2 separate regions of the Homo sapiens genome follow, and region 2 is linked to region 1. Evidence: read pairs that join two places in POLR2A ChIA-PET (ENCODE). Cell type or tissue: Panc1. All regions are shown on one strand. Links, peaks and the distances in the headings refer to the core of each region. The heading gives the core; the rest is flanking DNA.

The links. Peaks named below come from ENCODE experiments on the same cell type or tissue, not always from the same donor. Only the 100,000 strongest peaks of a DNase experiment are listed, where the experiment ranks them.
Region 2: POLR2A ChIA-PET joins it to region 1 with 5 read pairs; 3 of 35 experiments call an interaction of 5 or more read pairs at or near these places.

Annotation. Positions count from the first base shown.
Region 1 is chr5:126,337,055-126,342,443 of GRCh38, reverse strand. The region is part of intron 1 of LOC124901056 (a long non-coding RNA gene); the gene reads left to right. Among named protein-coding and RNA genes, the nearest start is that of GRAMD2B, 84 kb to the left of the region's middle. In Panc1, for the core only: CTCF peaks have their summits at 2,835 and 3,040 (motif pointing left); a DNase peak (open chromatin) is centred at 3,063; H3K27ac peaks cover 1,901 bases.
Region 2 is chr5:126,056,073-126,061,461 of GRCh38, reverse strand. The region is part of intron 2 of LOC124901056 (a long non-coding RNA gene); the gene reads left to right. Among named protein-coding and RNA genes, the nearest start is that of LINC02039, 120 kb to the left of the region's middle. In Panc1, for the core only: no CTCF peak of the experiment used is centred there; no DNase peak of the experiment used is centred there.

The sequences.
Region 1 (5,389 bases), core at 208-5,207:
AACAAAGTCCCTTTGTAAAAAGCACAATTGACAGAAAAGCTGGCACCTGCTATTAATCTTTTCTAGGAAAGGGCTGAGTTTTCTCTTCCACACATGTGGCAGTTTTTTTCTGGACTATGGCAGGGATATGCATTTGAAAATAAAAATCTTTCCCACAGGCTAGGCTTTTGGAACCACTATTTATGAAGCTATAGAGACTTGGATTTATTTCATTATCAGCTTTATATAAAAGTTTCATATATAAAGAATCCCTTTAGTAGGAGAAAGTGGGGAACTGAGCCAGGTGTCAATATCAGTCACCACCTCACCTGTCTATCAGCAGATTTTCTAGTCCCTGTCATGGCTTAGTCACCCTGCTGAAGGCTCTGATTCTTCCTTCCTGGAATTGGTCTTTTCCTTGAAACTCTTTGCCACAATAGGTGTTGTCTTGATTTCTTAATTTTGTTGTTGATGCTCATTTTTGACATCTCTGGCTTTCCAAATTTCCTGCTGCTTCTGGCCTTGACCTTGGTGAGCAAGGATTCTCAGAATGCACTTATGCCTCAAGCTGACATTAGCTTTTTTTTTTTTTATTACGCAGAACTATACACTTATTATAGAAAAATACACATGAGAAAAAGAATCAAAGGAAGAAAGGGAGAATACATAAAATCAACCCTAATTCTATAACCTAGAGGTGTCACTCTTAGCCATTTGGCGTGTATCATTCCAGGATATATAATCAAAATAGATATTATTCCAGGATATATAATCAAAATAATGATCTCTGCATAGCACAGATTATTCTAGAATCTGCTTTTTCCATGTAATATATCAAACACTTCAGTACAATAACCTTTACCAAGCCGTTATAAAAGGCTGCATATTATTTTCTTTAATGGATGTACCATAGTTGATTTAACATCGCCAGCATTGTTAGACACCTTATTTCTAATTTGTCAGTATTTTAAAAAACACTGTAGTGAATGTTCTTTGCTACATCACTGGTGCGGTCACAATGATTTCTTTAGATTACATTTCTAGAAGGAAAATCACCAGGTCGGTCAAGGCATGTGCAGAACTTGAAGCCTCCAGGTAGATGACCAAACTGCCCGCAGAATGTCTACTCCCTTTTCACCAGCCCCCAAAACCTGTGAGGCTGGCACCTTCCCTTGGCTTTTCAGGAGATGTTTTTTTGCTCATCTCTCAGATGCTCTGGTCTGGAGAAAACAAAAAATACAAAACTGACAAACGAACAACTTACTAGGAAGTAGATACTTAGGTTGAAGAGAACGATTGTAGGTCACATTCTGCTTGACTTCATGTGCTGTTATACTGTCCTATGTGCACAGCACAGCTCTTGCAGGAAACAGGTTGATGGTGCCAAAGGTTCTCTTCTTGGAAGCTAAGTGTGGGTCCCCAATTCCCAAGTCCTCTGAAGATGTGTACTCTTTTACAGTGCAGGTGACTTTTTTCTTTTCTTTTTGGTGGAGAGAGTGTCCATAACTTCTTTTAGATTTTCTAAGGGTCTGTAGGGCAGATAGGTATCCCTAAGAACCTGAATGATCCACTGTATCAGCTTCTTAGCTTCTTGTCTCATTAAATTAAAAGAATAAAAAACTTTTTTTTTTACAATTAATATTACTAAGCTTATATTAGATGCTCTGAGAATTGGCTTTATTTCTGAACTCACGTTTGCTGGAATCAGAGAAAAATGGCTATTCCGATATTGCCAGAAATTTGCTTCTGTGCCACCTCTAAGAATGGAGATGGGGCAGATTTGCCCTCCATTTTGGGAGGGGTTACTGTGAGGATGAGCCATAAGGGTCAGTGAAGTCAAAATCCCCGGCTCCTGGGCTTCAGCACTGCTTCTCCCAATGATGAATTTCCAAGTCCAAATGTGGACTTCTGCCAAATTAATTGTATAAGCAGGGAGGGGCCAGGAAGAGCAAAAGGTATGGAAAGTTTTGTTTTCTTCAATGAGGACATTTGCTATGGTCAATGTGTCCCCTCAAAATTCATATGTTGAAACTTAATCACTAATGTGATAATATTAATATTAGGAGGTGATTAAGTCATGAGGTTGGGCCCATCGTGAATGGGTCTAGCATCATTATGTAAGAGGTGTGAGGATGCTGTTTGCACTGCATCCATACGAGGATGCTCTAAGAGGTGCCATCTTGGAAGTGGAGAGTGGTACTCACCAGACCTGCCAGTGCCTTAATCTTGGACTTCAGCCTCTAGAAATGAGACACAAATTTGTTCTTTATAAATTACCCAGCCTAAGGTATTTTGTTAGGCTGGGTAATTTATAAAGAACAAATTTGTCTATAGCAGTAGGCTTGGACTAAGACAACATTCGAGACAATTAAGAATTAGAACCCTTTCTGAATATATGGTGATACTAAGAAATTCTTTTTAGGTAGAAAATGATATGGATAGGTGTGTATGTGTGTGTGTGTATACACGTATATATATTCAGTGGTAAAATACATTTTGCTTTGTCTTGAATTGCGAGGAGATGGCAGTTACCCATGGCTGACCAAAGACAAAATTGATGTATGAGTGAGTGAAAGTGAGGATGAGAGAAGAAACTGATTCTTAGTTGGTTGGGGTCTGGTTGTTAGGCATTATAGTTGAGATCTGAATTTAGGTTTATTTCCAGAGTACACAGAAGTGCACTTCCTGTATTCCAAAAGATTCTTTGCTTATTATCTAGGTTGTCTCCTGAGCTAGTATACAGTACTCCTGGGGTTCCAGAACATAAATCTTACCATCTAGGGTTTCTCTTACAAAATGCAGCATCTTTTATTCCCAGGACCCTGTAAGACAAGCAGATTAATAATCAGCAAGGTATTGGTAACTCCGAACATTTAAAAAATTTAAAGCTGATTTCAGGGTGAATGGCTGTAGCCACAATAATGTCAAATAATATTCATAACTGATTGAAAATAAGAAAGAAATCTAGAAGTCATATAGATTGACTAGACGATGCCAAAACAATTTTTATAAACATACCTCAAGTTCAAGGTCCGAGCTTCTTCAATGATATAATGCTGCCACCTGGTGGTTATGCCTTTTTACTGCAGTAAGATTGTGTAGTTGACTAATGCTTCAGTGAAAAGTTAAGACTTTTCTGGGCAGTAACTATTTGCAATTTTATCTGAGACTAAGTTGAATGTAACTTGTTCAAAACACAAACTTCAATGAATCACAGAGGCCTTGAATTCCCTTTATGCTCAAATTTCGTTGGTAGCGTCACGAATGATTAAGGAGAGATGAGGCATCTGTCGACATTGGTTACATTCTGATAATTTTTGTCATTAGAAACAAAGCCACCTTGACAATCGTGGTGTTGTGGGTTGATCTAACAACCAACGTTTTAATGTAAATCATGTTTGGAGCCCAGGAAGGAAACTTTAGCAGTAATAATTTAAAATGAGGACAGTATGGGAGTGTGGGAGAGGTCAGACAATTCTGAATGTGGTGGCGGTGGCGGCAGCGGTGGCGGCTGGGAGGGGGACCACTTGGAGGACAGAGTTGGAGTGCTCCAGAGCTATAATCTATCTAAAGCAATCCATGTCATACCCTGGGTGAGTTTTGGGTAGCTCACAAATGTTCTTATAAATTGCTTCAGATGTCAACAATAAAAATTCCTGAGGTCTCTTTGAAAATCAGAATATTGAAATGAACTGATGTTCCCAGCTGTATAATTGCCTCGAGCATGCGTTTTCCGGTTTGCTCCAGTCCTCACCTGGCAAGTTTCACTCATTTGCCAGACTGGACTCTGTAGCCATTTATATTTACAACCTCTGTTTCACAGCTCCTAGATTTTAATGGGATAAAAATTAAAACTGTGGCTGTTAGAGTTGGAAGAGAGAACCCCAGGGCATGCAGTCTAGTCCCCTTCTTTTCAAGAAGTAGAAAACTGGATTTGCCAAAGGTCACACACCTGTGGAAAGAAGAGCTAAAGTCTGGGACTTCCTGGAGCTTTGTGTATTTGCTAGGGCATGGTTTAGATTTTGGGTGACCTAATGCCAGTCAACTAGCTACAAGGTTTCTCAGCCACATTTGTACAGTTGGTACAGAGTGCTAATAACATTCTCAGAAACATATTTGTTTAGCCTTTAACACTTCACATTGATGGAATACATGAGTGTAGAAGTGTGTAGAAGCCAGACAGAACCCCCAAAAGAATTTCTAGGATATTATATCTCTTCTGCACTGTCCAAGATGGTAGCTACTGCCAACATTTGGCTATTTGAACTTGTACTTAGATTAGCTGAAGTTAAATAAATTCAGTTCCTCAGTTGCACTAGCCACATATGGCTAGTAACTACCATACTGGATGGCCCAGACATAGAACATTTCTACTATTGTAGGAAATTCTACTGGGCAGCACTAATGTGATTGAAAATGCCTTTTTTTGGGAGATACTTTTTATAGCTATATCTTGGTCTTTGTGATAAAATTAATCAGAATTATTTAACGGGCAAGAGTGGAGATTCATCTTAGTAACCTAATTTGGGCTATGAAGTACTATAAATGGGAGCTTATAAACAATAGAAACTTATTTGTCAGTTCTGGACACTGGGAAGTCTAACATTAGGGTCACTGCTTGGTTGGGTTCTGGTGAGGGCCCTCTTGTGAGTTGCAGACTGCTGACTTGTCACTGTGTCTTCACATGGTGGAAGAGGCAGACAGGTTCCCTGGGGCCTCTTTTATAAGGGCACTAATCTCATTCATGAAGGTTCTGCCCTGACGATCTAATCACTTCCCAAAGGCCCTACCTCTGAATACCACGACACTGGGGATTTGTTTAACCTATGAACTTTGGAGGGACACAAATGTTCAGACCATGGCAGGAATTAAAGCCTGGTGACAGTTCACTGTGAAAGCTACATACTGAAATGAGAAATTTCTATGTTAAAGGAAGGAATGAAATGTATCAAATGCACTGTTAGAAGAGGATGTATTTAGACGTAAAGTGAAGAGCAGTTGGATAAACTTGTATTTTAGGAGCTGAGCCTGACATGTAGTTTCTCTGAGCTTCATCCCATTGCTTCATGTATATGTTGGGTGTGGTTGTGGGGGATGGTCAAGGGCAGTGCCTGCCCAGCACCCAGCCTACCTTCTGCCACCAGCACTGGGGACCTTCCCCTCGCCAACTCCACACAGCCTCCATGGGAATCTCAATCTGAGGGCCCAGCCCTAGTCTGCCCAAGGGTAGGCACATAACCCCACCTAGGAATTTGAATCCTGAGCAGAATAACATCAACAAGACTCCAAATGGTTGGATTTGACTCATCCTTTTGGTGATTTTGAAGAGGCTGTCCATCATTTCTCTAGTGTTACCCTGGTTTTCATCTTTCCTTATACCTGGCTACTCATCTTGCCTTTCCAGTTAATC
Region 2 (5,389 bases), core at 69-5,068, 280 kb after region 1:
AAGATTTGTATGATATCAGCATAACTGGGTAGCCATCTGAAGAAAAATGAAAGTGAACTCTTAAGCCAAGATAAATTCCAGATTGATCAATGTTTAATAAGAAAAAAATCACACTTTGGGAGGCCGAGATGGGTGCATCACTTGAGGTCAGGAGTTCGAGACTAGCCTGAGCAACATGGAGAAACCCTGTCTCTACTAAAAATACAAAATTACCTGGGTGTAGTGGCACATGCCTGTAATTCCAGCTACTTGGAAGGTTGAGGCAGGAGAATCACTTGAACCTGGGAGGTGGAGGTTGCAGTGCGCCAAGATTGTGCCATTCCACTCCAGCCTGGGCAACAAGAGCGAAACTCCATCTCAAAAAAAAAAAAAAAAAAGAAGAAAAGTCACAAAGATAATAAAATATGTCACAATTTAAAAATATAATTTTAAATTTGATATAAAATCTGGAAGCCAGAAAAAAAGATTGATGTAAGTTCAACTGCAAAGACTTTTGCAGGACCATCTTCCATCAAAAGCAAACAAACAAAAACATTGTCAAAGGAGAAAAAAGGGATTTACAACTTGTATTACAGACAAGGGTGAATTTTGTTAATGTTGACAGGTCTCTTAAAATCCAAAAGAAAAAATGAATAGACTAATACAAAAATGGGCAAAGATTATGATCAGGAATAGTATTATAAATGTGTCTAAAATTTATGTAAATATATGCAACTTTTATGTAAGAGAAATGTCAAGACTACAAATTTTCTACACAACAGATTTGCAAAGAGCTAATCAACACACAGTACTGACATGGGTGTAGAGCCTATATATGTAGGATCACATATATCTGGTCAGAAATTTGATAATATATTTCAAAATATGTAATACCCATGTCCTTTTACAGAGCACTGCCACTTCTGTGTAGAAATATAGTTATAATCATAAAGACAAGAGATGACCTACAAAGATAATTGTAGTAACATTGTTAATAACAAATGATTGAAAACAAATACATTCAATAAATTTGTTAAAAGTGGTTATTTTCATATTGTAAAATACTATGTAGCAATGTAAAATAATGAGTCTACTGTAATATACTGTATCTTCAAGACATATTATTAGAAGGGAAGATTAAGATTTAGTACAGTGTGCATAGTCTGTTATTTATAGATACATATATTCATTAGCTATATGCAAAGAGTTATTCCTCTGGAAGTAAACCCCCCACCCTAATCACAGAGTATCTCCAGGAGGATGTCTTAGAAATTTGTTTCTGGGGACATAAATGGTGGCAGTGGGACAGGGGTGGGAGAGAGAATTCCTTTTTACTGGATAGCCACATGTATTTTTGAACTTCATCCTTTATGTATGAACTATTCTAAAAATGATTATAATCTCAAGTGTAAATATGTGAATAATGGCCAGGATCTTTGCCATTTAAGCCTCAAGTTTATCAAGCATCTCTCTCTAATTGTAGCAACTGTACTACTATTACACACTAGCCAGCTTTTCTTCTATTAATAATTTCCTGAAGGAGCGGAACATCTCAAGATATGAGTGTTAAGTATTCTTGTAAATATTTTTTGTTTTACTGTTTTTTTTTTTTCCCCAAAGAAGAGAGAATACCAAGGAATATACTTTCAGATGTTACAAGAATTAATTGCCGAGGCCAGTGGATCATGAGATCAGGAGATCAAGACCATCCTGGCTAACATGGTGAAACCCCGTCTCTATTAAAAATACAAAAAATTAGCCTGGCACTGTGGCGGGTCCTGTAGTCCCAGCTATTCAGGAGGCTGAGGCAGAATGGCGTGAACCCAGGAGGTGGAGCTTGCAGTGAGCCAAGATCGCGCCACTGCACTCCAGCCTAGGTGACAGAGCGAGACACCGTCTCAAAAAAAAAAAAAAAAAAAAAATTAATTAAAAATGTAAGGTTATAACTTTAATTATTACTGTATAGCACACAATTGCAGGAGAGTGTTTTAATCTTGGCACTATTGGGATTTTGGGCTGGAGAGTTATAAGGCTTATAAGCCTGTCCTGTGCTTATAAGATGTTTAGCAAAATTCCCAGACTGTACCCACTAGGTTCTAGTTGAAACTTGCCACCCCCAAGCTGTGACTACCCAAAGTGCCTCTAGATGCTAGAAAATGTGCCTGAAGTGCAAAACTCCCTGCCCTGTACCTCTCCCTCTCCCATCAGTTGAGAACTACTGAATTATAGTCAATCAGCATTTATGTGGTCCTCAGATGTGCAAAGCCCTAAGCTAGAGGATGTGAAGTCTTGCTTTTCTTTGTGTGTTTCTACATAGTTTTTTTTTTTTTTTTTTTTTTTTATGCCTCAGTAAACATTGTAAGGTGGCTTTTTGTCCAGAACTGGTTCCTTCCAGTGGGTTCTTGGTCTCGCTGACTTCAAGAATGAAGCTGCGGACCTTTGCAGTGAGTGTTACAGCTCTTAAAGATGGTGTGTCCGGAGTTTGTTCCTCAGATGTCTCCAGAGTTTCTTCCTTCTGGTGGGTTTGTGGTCTCGCTGACTTCAAGAATGAAGCCGTGGACCTTTGTGGTGAGTGTTAACACCTCTTAAAGGTGGTGCAGATCCAAAGAGTGAGCAGCAGCAAGATTTATTGTGAAAAGCAAAAGAACATAGCTTCCACAGGGTGGAAGGGGACCGGAGTGGACTGGGGCTGCTGGCTGCAGTGGCCAGCTTTTACTCCCTTATTTGGCCTCACCCACGTCCTGCTGATTGGTCCGTTTTACAGAGCGCTGATTGGTCCATTTTACATAGTGCTGATTGGTCCATTTTACAGAGTGCTGATTGGTGCGTTTACAACCCTTTAGCTAGACACAGAGTGCTGATTGGTGTGTTTTTACAGAGTGCTGATTGGTGCATTTACAATCCTTTAGTTAGACACAGAGCACTGATTGGCGGGTTTTAACAGAGTGCTGATTGGTGCATTTACAATCCTTTAGCTAGACAGAAAAGTTCTCCAAGTCCCCACTAGACCCAGGAAGTCCAGCTGGCTTCACCTCTCAGCTTCACTCTTAGTGGAGTTTTGCTTATCTTTTCATAGAAATAGCCACTTTCCTAGATGGTCCACAGATGAATAGGTATTTGATATCTTAAATGAAAAATAATAAAATTTTCTAAGGGTAAATTTACTACTATGTTGTTAAAAACAATTTAATTGACAGAGTATATCAGACTAGCGTGTCAGGCTTTGAGAAGAGCAAAGCCAGTTGTCATCTCCTTGGATAACTGAAAATATGGCTCTTATAACATGAAGACCAAAACATTTTTCTAAACATCAAAAAATTAATTTATTTTTACAGCTTCACACAGAGTACAACACACATATTCTTGTTTTACTTTGGAAACATGTACCTTCTAAGACTCTTAATAAGGTTGTTCCTTGTACTCTTAATTAAGTCTAAGAATGTACATATTTCATTTCCCCAAGTTTAGTTATTTGTAAGTGCACATTTTTTTTGGTTAAGTTTGGAAGAAATTTAATAATTATTTCTTTGTTTATAGTTTATTGCTATACTTCTGGAAAAGGATATAGCATAATAGATAATAGCATCTTTTATTTCCAAAGCATTATGTGGCTTTCTAAGTGATTTTATATATACTGACTCATTTGAAATGATTTTAGGAAGCACGTGGAACATAGTTGATCAGTAAGCATTAATTATCCAGGTTACCTTATTTAAATCATCAAGGAAAACACCAGAAGTTTCTCCACTTTAATGAACATGAACTATCAATTGTAATCTAATCTTTGTTTTTGTTATCGGTTATTTTCAATTTTGTGATAATGCAGGAGTTGTTAAGAAATTACTTTTAGGCAGCTAGAAAGGGTAAAAGTTCTGGGTGGAATTTTCCTTTTAAAAAAAAAAGCAGCCCCAAACCATCTTTTCTCCAACAGAGAACAGCCTGATAGATATGCAAACTAGGAGCTTTCATATGTAAATGAAGGCAGCTGTACCTGGAAGCCAGGAACATTCAATATGGCATCTCCCGCCCTCTTTTCCTTGTCACAGCAGCCTTCAGGTAAACCCACCTGTACAGGCAACTGCCAGGTGGAGGCCACATTTGCATAATAAAAGACTAGGGTGGGAGGGCCAGTCTTTTCCCGGGATATGTAAGTGGTACCTGGTCAAACCAATCCCCTGGACCCTATGATGTAAATCACTCACTACTTCCTCAAGCCTCTGTACAAAATAAATGCATTCAGCTGCAAACCGGAGACCCTCTTTTGGGTGACCCACTTTCTCAGCATGCGGAAACTTTTTCTCTTTTTCTTTTCTTTTCTTTTTTTTGAGACAGAGTGTTGCTCTGTCGCCCAGGCTGGAGTGCAGTGGTGCTGTCTCGGAGTTTGAGCTATTCTCCTGCCTCAGCCTCCCTAGTAGCTGGGACCACAGGCGTGTGCCACCACACCCGGCTAATTTTTGTTATTTTTAGTAGAGACGGTGTTGGCTAGGCTGGTCTCGAACTCCTGACCTCAGGTGATTCGCCTGCCTCAGCCTCCCAAAGTGTTGGGATTACAGGCATGAGCCACCACGCCTGGCCTCTCTTTTTCTATTAAGCCTTGTGCTCCTAAACCCACTCCTCGTGTGTGTCTGTGTCCTGAATTCTTTCTTGACGATGACAAAGAACCAGTGTATATACCCCAGACAACGGAGCCATTTCAGTGACATGGTCATTACAAATTTATCACGCATTTCAACACTTTTCTTTTAATTTCACTGAGAATGCTCACTGTCAACTGCCTACCTCTATTTCCTCCTCTTCACCCCACCCCCAAGAGAAAAACCTGAAGAGAGAAGGCACTGTCCTACATATTGAGTTTAAATTGATTAATGGCCAGTTAATAAGAGGAAACAGGAACCATTCGGTCATCTGCACTATAGGATTTGTAGTCTTCAAAACAAGTTAATTCTGATTTCATTTGTTTTGATAAAAGTCCAAGCACACAGATTCATACCATCTGTCTTAGTTTTGATAGTCTTTGTTATGTTTGCCTTTTAGCCTCTTAAAAAAGACAATTGAAATTACAATGTATAAACAATATGAAATAGATCCAACACTGAGTTTTCAAGGAGGCATATTGTCACCAATTGTTATGAGCCAAATGAAATAGGAATGTCTTGTTCCCTTTGGTTCATACAAGATAGAGTTTGCATAGCCTAAATTGTGTGCTTTTTCTTCACTGCCATAACCAGGCAATTAAATGCAGACACTCAAATATGCATAAGTGCAGTCGCAACGGGAAACAGCACAGTAAATAGAGATAGTCCTAGATGTTCTTAGATTTGGGATAATGGGTGTACTAGGGACATTATTTTCCACTGACTAGTCTTATTTTTCTAAGATATTTTTTGATATAAATGATGAATTAATTTTT